Regions from separate parts of the Mus musculus genome. Here region 2 is linked to region 1. The links are chromatin contacts, found by POLR2A ChIA-PET in ENCODE. All regions are on one chromosome and are shown on one strand. The core of a region is the stretch at or near the end of the contact, and the rest is flanking DNA. Distances in the headings are between cores, read along the strand shown.

Region 1 (4,304 bases), core at 1,793-4,292:
TTTGAGGCCAGCCTAGTCTATATCATGAGTTCCAGGACTGTCAGGGATAAGTAATGAGATCCTATCTTCAAAACAGCAACAAATTTGCTAACTTGACCTGTTCTCATCCCACTAGGATCTCATAGAGCATGTTTACTCAGAGGGATCCAAGAGGGCTCTGAGGCTTTGGGCTGACTTCATTCTAAAGACCACGCTCTTTCACCTGTGGCAGTAGACCCTGCCTCCAGTAATCTATGCCCAACCCAGGTGCTACCTAGGGTGAACACTAGCCGGCCTCTACTCTCTGTTGTCTGTGCACGAGGAAGGGGTCTTCCTTGCCTGAAGCTCCCCTTCTCTGAAGGGCCCAAAGGCCTATGGATGAGCTCCTGGTGAACGTCACGAGGCTGCCCTGTTTTCCTTCCCTTCATCTTCCATGAAATTCCCCGAGGACACAGCTCCCAAGGGAACCGAGCCACCAGGAAAGAGGTCAAAGTCTGCATTCTTCCAGGAGGAAAATCAAAACTGTACATTGTATTCTTGAATTCTTAATCAGGAGGGCCAAGGACAAGCATCCTTCTTTGCCAAGGCAAACACCACTCAGAACTGCAGCTGAAGTGATGCAAGGGCCAAAGCAAACAGCGGAGCCTGCATGGCGGGTGACACTGAGCAGAGCCACGTCCCGGCCTTCTCAGGAGGTACTGCCAGCATATCTGCAAGCACCAACCAGCATAGGAGGAGCCCCTAGTAGAGAGTCAGTTACTCCATGTCCCAGAGAAGACAGCATGGCAGACTGGCTGGACCGGCCTGAAACTGCACACGTGTGACTTTGGCTCTTCTCTGACTGTGCCTCTGTGTGGGCTGGATATCTCCCTAGCCCACATGCCAAAGCTGCCCAACCTGTACTAGCACCACCATACATCATACACATCAGTGACAAAATACAAAACGAGAACAGAGCACAGGAGTCAATGACTAGGCCTCAGTGGATACAAGAGCCACCTGCCTACACTGCAAGAAAGCCCTTCAGACATCTACACCCGACCTGTGTCCAACACCTCAAAAACTCAAAAGATCTCATCACCTCATGTTCACATGGAAGGTTCACCAACCACTGCCCCACCAAACCCACAGTAATTCCATTCTAAGCTCCCAGCCTGCTAGCCCTCAATCAGTGCCATGATCCAGATCTTCTGGATCCAGATTCTCTGCCACTGCAACAGCTCTGACTGGACATCCAGATGAATTACAGCAGCATGTGAGTGAAGCCTGAAGCCGTTACGTGCAGGCTGACTGCCCGGGCATGAGTTTTACTAAGGAGAACCATGGGACTCTCCAAAGCAAAGCTACTCCTCATACCCTGCGTGATTCTCACCATGGAAGTTCCTCTTTAACGATTTCAGTAAAGAAGCAAGAAAACCAGACTGTGACCAGTATTTCTTTTCCCATTCCCCTGCAGTACAAAGCAAACTGTAATGGAACTAATGACTAATAATTTAATAAACCTCCCTCTCCCGACAGCATGTGCTTCCGCAGACCAACAAGAGGGGAACATATACCATGGAGTCTACAGATACTAAACATAAAGAACAAAAGGCTGTTCTCAATCTTGTTTGCCGGCAGCTTGAACATGGTTTTAGAGCTCCTTCAGCCCCTACACCCACCTTCAAGGTTCCTCCAGACCCATGTAACTACAACTCTAAAGCCTTTATTAAATGATGAATTAAAGTATAATCTGCCCCCGGGACTCCAGCTGAAACCTAAGCAGCCACCCTGGAGGCTTCCATCTGCTGTAGGCAACAGAGCAAGCACAGCTATGAGGGTTTCACAGGCCATTGCCTAGAAAGGCACAACCATGGTTGGTTCATACAATCAGAAACTGTTGCTCTCGAGCAGAGCACAATCCCATTTAGCCATGAACCAGCAACTCCATGTGAAAACCTAGTGGCTGGTGGAAAGCCTTTCACTCACCCTTAAGACAGTTTTGAAATAAAGCACAGCTTTGTAAAGAGGACTGCCATGCACAGGGCAGGGCAGGAATTTCTCTCTTGAAAAAAAAAATGTCACTGAGAACTGCAGCGGACCTGATGCCATCAGGGAGCCCCAGGCTGTGCTGTTGAGGGTAAGGGGCCAGGGCTGTGAGAACCCATGGTGAAGAAATAGGAAATGGCCCGTCCATCTGTACCCAAAGCATGGACATAACATGACACCAGGGGGCTTGCACAAGGCTCTGCAGTTCTTCCATGAGAAACTGTCATTTCACAGATTAGTATGTGAATGCGAGACTCTTAACACATATCAGAAGCAAAAGCAGGCGCGTCAGCCTCCTACACAATTAGTCTTCTCCCTCTGCGGTTACATAAGATGATGGATTATCTGTCCACCCATCCAACCTGTCCGAGCTCGACCTCCCACTTTGGGCCACGTCCATTAACACTCGTAAAGGAGTTGTGGAAAGGGAAAGCCTGTTGAAGAGAAAGTGCCCAGAGGCTGGCATAACAGCACCTAGAAGAGCCCCACGGTGCCACCGCGCCAAGCAAGCGCAGGGCGACCGCCCGCAGCAGCCTGCAACCTCCACGCCGCCCCCGCTCCTTGTTCCCCTCACTCTGGGATGCAGCGGACCAGGCCAGATCGCAGAGCAGCCCAGGCCCTGAACATCTCGGTCCCTCCGGACGCCAGGACAGACAGGCGTACTGAGGGAGCGCGCGGGGGCTGAGCGGCGCCGTCGGGGTGGGGGCGTCCACTCGTGCTCGGGGACGGCGCGGGCCGCGGCGGGCGTAAGGACCCTGGGCGGGCGCGGCCACCTGTGACCAACGGAAGATCGGTCCACCACACCCGCAGTCCGGGAGCCGGTGCCCTGCTCGGGCCTGAAGACCTAGGGGCGACTCGGAGCCGCGCTGGAAACTCACCTTGTAGACATTTTCCGTGAGCCGGTGCATCTCCTCCGAGCGTGAAAGCGACATGGTCCTGGGTCCCGGCTACACCACAGACCAGAGCAGGGGCACGGGTGGCGGTGAGGAAAGCGACAACTGCAGCAACAGGAAAAGGCGCGCAGACCAGGACCACAGAGCGCGGCGCCCGGCGGCCGCTGCTTTTATAGCCGCTGAAGGCCCCACCCCACAAAAACCCCGCCTCCGGGCCCCGCCCCCGCCGCGCCCGGATCACCGCCCCCGGCTGTCCGCCCCCGCCCAGCCTAGCCGCTGCTAGGCAACCGCCAGGCCCGCTCCTGCGCCGTCTTTTCTATTGGTAGATTTCGGAGGCGGGGGCGAAGGGCGGAGCTAGAGGAGGGACTCGGAGGCCGGCTCCGAGCGGCAATTGGTCGGCCGCTGGGAGGCGGAGGCGCGGCGCGCTGAGGCCCTGGAGCTGCCTGAGGGGGTCGGAGCGACAGCCGGGCTGGGGGCGGAAAGCGGGGGCGGGGTGGCGCAGGAAGAGCTAGCGCGGGGTGTGGGCGGTGCGGGTGGCACCGGCGCGAGCGCGCGTGGAGGCGGCACTCGGGAGGCAGCGATCCGAGCTGCAGGCCCTCAAGGGTCCCTCAGGAGTGCGCGACAGGGGCCGGTGGCTCCCGCGCTATTGCAGGTGAGTCGGCGAGGCGTGCGTCGACCCTGGACGGTCTTCCGGAAGGGAGGAAACCCGGAGCCGGAGTAGGTGGAGACGGAGGAAGGTGCTGAACTCTAGCGGGAGAACCCTGAGCCCTGGAGGCAGGATCGGGACAGGGTGGGCCCTGGGGCGGGTGCTTGTGGTGGACTGGTGCTGAACGGAGGGTGGCGGCCGACAGTTGGGTCTAGAATTCCGGGAAGAGGACCCAAGAGAGGAGCGAGGGAGACGTGGAGCGAGTTCCATGGGGTGGTTCGGAAGGGAATTGGGGCGGGGGCGGGAGTTGGGTGGATAGCTCCGGGGGAGGAGCCTCTCAGCACAGCTTGGAATTGCCCAGTAGCTGATGGTTTAAGGAAGGGTAAGGCTTGGCTGAGAAAACTGACCAGGTTGGCACACGGGGTTCCAACGCGGTTCCCTTTGAAGAAATATTTACATCAATTAGACGAACAGAGAGGAATTATTTGCTTTACATTGTAAAACACCAGAGCTGAATGTTTCCTTTTAATTAAACATAACACTCCAGCATCCATTTCCTGGACAGCTGGTTACACCACTCCAACAACCCAGAGGACACAAATCCAAGGCGCGGCTGTCAAGCCTCAGCAGGGGACTCAGACGGCCCCTATTCACTTTGCTACATGTGTAAGGAGAAGGAATTCAGCCCACTGTCCTCTGTTTCCTTGTCGTCTATGTACATCTCTGTGTACATCTCTGTGTATCTGTCTTTTCTTGGG
Region 2 (4,220 bases), core at 1,022-3,521, 250 kb before region 1:
AAGCCCAAGATTTCTTGTGAAAAGAATGGCCAGGGTCCTTCAACTTCTGCAGAGGTCAGAAGAGGACACCAGATTCTCCTGGGACTGGAGTTACAGACAGTTGTGAATCACAATGTAGCTACTGAGTCTTTATGAGCACTGACTGCTCTGCCAGAGGTCCTGAGTTCAATTCCCAGCAATGGGGTCTGATGCCCTCTTCTGGTGTGTCTGAAGAGAGCAATGGTGTACTCCTATACAATGTAACTACTGAGACTCAAACCCAGGTCCTCTGCAAGTGCTAGACAAGTGCTCTTAATCACCGAGCCAATTCTGCAGCCAGGGCCAGTGGTTCTAACTTGTGCTGCTCTGTACTGTTCAGTGCTCCCATCAGTGTTCCCATCCAGTAGTCCAGTCTCTATGCACTGGGCCTCCTGTGCTGCTGAGAACCTCAGTGGAGGCTCTAAGGCCAAGAGAACTCCTTCACATATGACTCTCCAGGGCATCTGCTTAGTTTCAGTCCACTGAGCACAGCCCAGGAAGAGATTGTCTCCACAGACTCCCACCCATCACCCTGACAGAGATCCCAGAATTCCACAGTTTCCTCTGAGAGGCTCTCCTTGGAGCCCTCCTGCCGGCCAGCAGTTTCCCTCCCATGCTCCCTCTTGCAGGAGCAGTGCCCTGACTTGTCTCCCAGGCACTCTTCTTGTTCTCTAGTTGTAATGGATTTTAAAACTTTTCTATCATTTCTAGGGCTTGAGGGTGGGAAGAGAGGCTATTAGGAATTATCTTGACCACTATCTTGATTCAATCCCTCTTGGTCTAAAAAAAAAAAATCAGTTTGTGTCCACCCTGGGGTGCTTAATCCCTGGGAGCTGAACTTCAAGGTCGATTTGATCACCACGTCTGTGGTTTGCAACCATAGCCGGACAAGTCCTAGATCCTGAGTGCTGCAACTTGCCCTTCAGTTAGCTACAGGCCCTCTCAGGATCCCTGGACTTCTGAAAAGAGGAATTTCAAAACAGAGCCATAAAGGTGGCTGAGTACTGCCTTCAGCAACAGGGAATTAGATGTTAGCTTCTGTGACAACCTCCTGGGAGATGCTGGGATTGATAGCGCTCAGGTGGAGCCCTGCAAATCCAGGGTTGTAATGTACCTCATTTACCTCCGGGGCTCATTTTACCATCGGCGGCACCAGATTACAGCCCCTACATCAGGTGGTTGTTTTCCTTTTCTTCTTGGTTTGCGGATTTCACTTGGAGCCAAGATGCAGAAAGGGAGAAAAGGTTGGGAAACACCTCCAGGTCTGAGACCAGGACAAGGCGGTGAACTCAAGAGGAGACACCTGCCTGCTCCTGTAGGTATGGCTTGGCTCTTGTTTGTCTCCTGCACTTGCTGCCCTGGCGTGGCTTGGGGCACACTTGAGATGTATCTTTCCCTGTCTGTCTGGGGCAAGCCAGCAACAGCTCTCTGGCCGTGGTCCACTTTAGCCTGAATATTTTTCAGCACTCGATATTTCTCCGCTCAGAAAGCAAATGAGTCGCTGCCCACTAAGGTGGTCCTGGGGCAGTGGCCCCCAATCCTGTAGTCCTTCCTGAGAGGGCCTATGCACCTCTGCCCCTGAACTCAGAGACGCCTTGAAAGCTGAACATCACATTATTACCACTCGATCTCAGAGAACCTTCCTGACTTCTGGGGATGTTGCACACCCTGAATTTCAAAGTTCAAGGCACTGCGTGTCCCGGGTGCAAGGGGCCATTCTAAAATCAAATCCCCTGGGGCTTCCTCTCCCTAGAGTCCAGATATGATTCCCTTACACTTCCTTCCGGATTTGGGGGCATCTTTCCAGATAGTGGAAAGGAATCCAAAATTTGTAATTCCACGGCGGAGCCAGCTCGAAGCTGCAGACACTCTCGGCCTCAGAGCCCAGATCCTGAAAAGCTTACCAGTTTACCGTATCTTCTCGGGGAAATAGACCCTCCTCTTCGGCCACACCTCCTGGATCATCTATTGGCCAACCTGAGCACCGCCCACGCGATGCCATTGGTTTGCACCGGCTGCCCAGACAAAGGGAGCGGCCGCTGCGGGAGGCGATGGGGCGGGGCTAGGCGGAGGCGCTGGGGCAGGCGGGGACGCTGCCCTCATGGAGGCGGGGCGGGGGCCTCCACGTGGGTGGGGCTGGGCGCCCTCCCCACCCCCACGAGGGCCGCGGCCGTGGGGCGCTGGTAGCTCTCCCGCCCCTCCGCCCTGCACCCCTCCCGCCCTAGGGCTCTTTCCTGGACTGCGGCTGCAGCCTTCTCTTCCCGGAGGGCTCAGAGTTCGTCCCCTTTTCGCGATTGGGAACGTGGACACGCCGGAGCCTGGATGCAGAAGGGCGCGCGGGAACAGGGAGCTGGTGCGCGAGCCGCAGCCCAGCGTCCAGGCCGCCCCACTCTCTGCTGATCCAAAGGACTAGGGAAACCCTGCGCGCCGACGGTGGCCTGGACGTTGGCGCGGGCCCTGGCGCTAAAAAACGGATCCCATTTCCAGAAAGGCGGGCCGGGTATCCCGCTCCTGCCTCCTGGAGAATTAGCTCGGCGGAGGTCGACCAGCCGGGTAGGGAGGGAGGGATGGAGGGACAGGCCTAGGGTCGACCAGCCGGATAGGGAGTAGCTTCTGGGAGCTCCCTTGCCTACGGAGGGCCGGTGAGGCTGCCCTCAGAGCGCCGCCAGGTACGTGCTTTTTCCTTGTTTCCCGCGCGCCCAGAGCACACTCTGGGGAGGGAAGGAATAAAAACCCAGCTGGTGTGTAGGAGATTTTCGCACCAAACGTGTCTTTCTGAGGGGTCCTGGGACGGTAGCCGAACTCGGGGTAGCCTCCTGAGCTGTATTCTGGAATCCCTACTGGGCTCTCCACCACCCGTAAGACGGGCTTGGAGCCAGTTCCTGTGGAAATGCGCGTCACTTTCTTCAGAGGCCCACGAAATTCATCCAGGACTCCATGGGTACTACAGCAAGATGGCTCTGTTTCGAAGTGGTTCATACAGTTATCCCCCAACCCGGAAACCTAGAATTCTCGTTTTCTGAACCGGGATGTTTACTTTAGGGAAACCTGGTCTTGGCTTCTGCTGCGCGCCGGGTGTCTAGGAACGAATCCCTCCTGGATCCGGGAACCCCAGATTTGCGGGGTTAGGAGATACCCTCAGAGTTGTGGTTTTTTGTTGGTGGTGGTTTGTTAAGAGCCTGGTAGCTGAACTGGAGCGGGCCCCGTCCCCTCCCCCATACCCACTTCAAACAAAAGAGCTCCTCCGAGAATATTTTTTAAGGGGAAAGCGCTTCTGAATGTGGACCCTCAGTTCTCCCCGCCCCCCGTTCCGAGGAAGGACAAGGGTTTTATATGTGTGTTTAAAACAAAGGCGAAGCTAGACGCGAGTTGCCGGGAAAGGGCCGCTTTTATTTTAAAGTTCTTGAAGAATTCACTTTCTTTTCTCCCAAGTTAGCTGCAGCTGAGCCAGAAGCGTCCCCACTGGCTTACCCGATAGTGGGATTTTACACGGTGTCGGCTAAGGGTGGCTTTGTGAGAAGACCATTTCAGAAGAAGAAACGGGGCTCTGGCTGGTGGGGTAGAAACCCCTATGGAATGAAAAGTACTCCCAGTCTCTTTGAGGAAGATTGCAAAGTAAGGTGGGTTGTTTTTCTTTTGTCCCATCCTTCCCACCCCTTAAATTAGAAGAAAAGGCCCCCAAGCGTGCAGCACCAGGTGGACGTTTGGAAGCTGCGAGTGGAATCTCGTTTAAAAACTTCCGGCCCCACGCACACCAAGTATCCATCTTCGTCGTAGTTGGGGTGAGGAAGAGTGTGACTTCCCTACCCAGAGTCTGGTTGAGCACGGATCCCGCCGAGGAGAGAAGGGTCCCGGCCGGGGGGAAGGTCCCTCTTTCTGGGACAAAGCGATCCTTAATTGTGGCCACCTTCCAAAGTCCGGGGCGAATTCGCTACGCGCGTCTGCCCGGGCGGCGCTTGGTGGGTAGTCCCGCTTCCACCAAAACTCTGTGTTTCCTTTCTCTCAAAATAAAACTCAACAAGCCATAAAGCTTCCGACGCCGGTGGAGAAGGCGCCGCGGATTTATGGCCCCTGAATTCCCTACTCTCTAATTATCCTTGTTTTTACTTGACTTATGGGTAGTGACCAATAAAATCATTTTCCATTTTGGATTTTTTTTTTCTCTCTGGCTAACATGAAAAATTCAAGTTGCGCCCTTCTCT

What was found. ChIA-PET counts read pairs that join two places held with the same protein, here RNA polymerase II (POLR2A).
Region 2: POLR2A ChIA-PET joins it to region 1 with 25 read pairs in embryonic stem cell. The contact joins the promoter of 2810410L24Rik here to the promoter of Baiap2 in region 1. POLR2A ChIA-PET finds 5 or more read pairs at or near these places in 4 of 5 experiments (Patski and embryonic stem cell).

The regions. Positions count from the first base shown.
Region 1 is chr11:119,941,830-119,946,133 of GRCm38, reverse strand. Baiap2 (brain-specific angiogenesis inhibitor 1-associated protein 2) reads right to left here and starts at 3,042. Exons shown (of 14, transcript NM_130862.4): 1 at 2,886-3,042. The coding sequence starts at 2,939. It overlaps Gm11767 (a long non-coding RNA gene), which reads left to right and starts at 3,040. Exons shown (of 5, transcript XR_001780400.2): 1 at 3,040-3,552.
Region 2 is chr11:120,187,907-120,192,126 of GRCm38, reverse strand. It overlaps 2810410L24Rik (RIKEN cDNA 2810410L24 gene), which reads left to right and starts at 2,271. Exons shown (of 3, transcript NR_030682.1): 1 at 2,271-2,687; 2 at 3,451-3,638. It also overlaps Gm9734.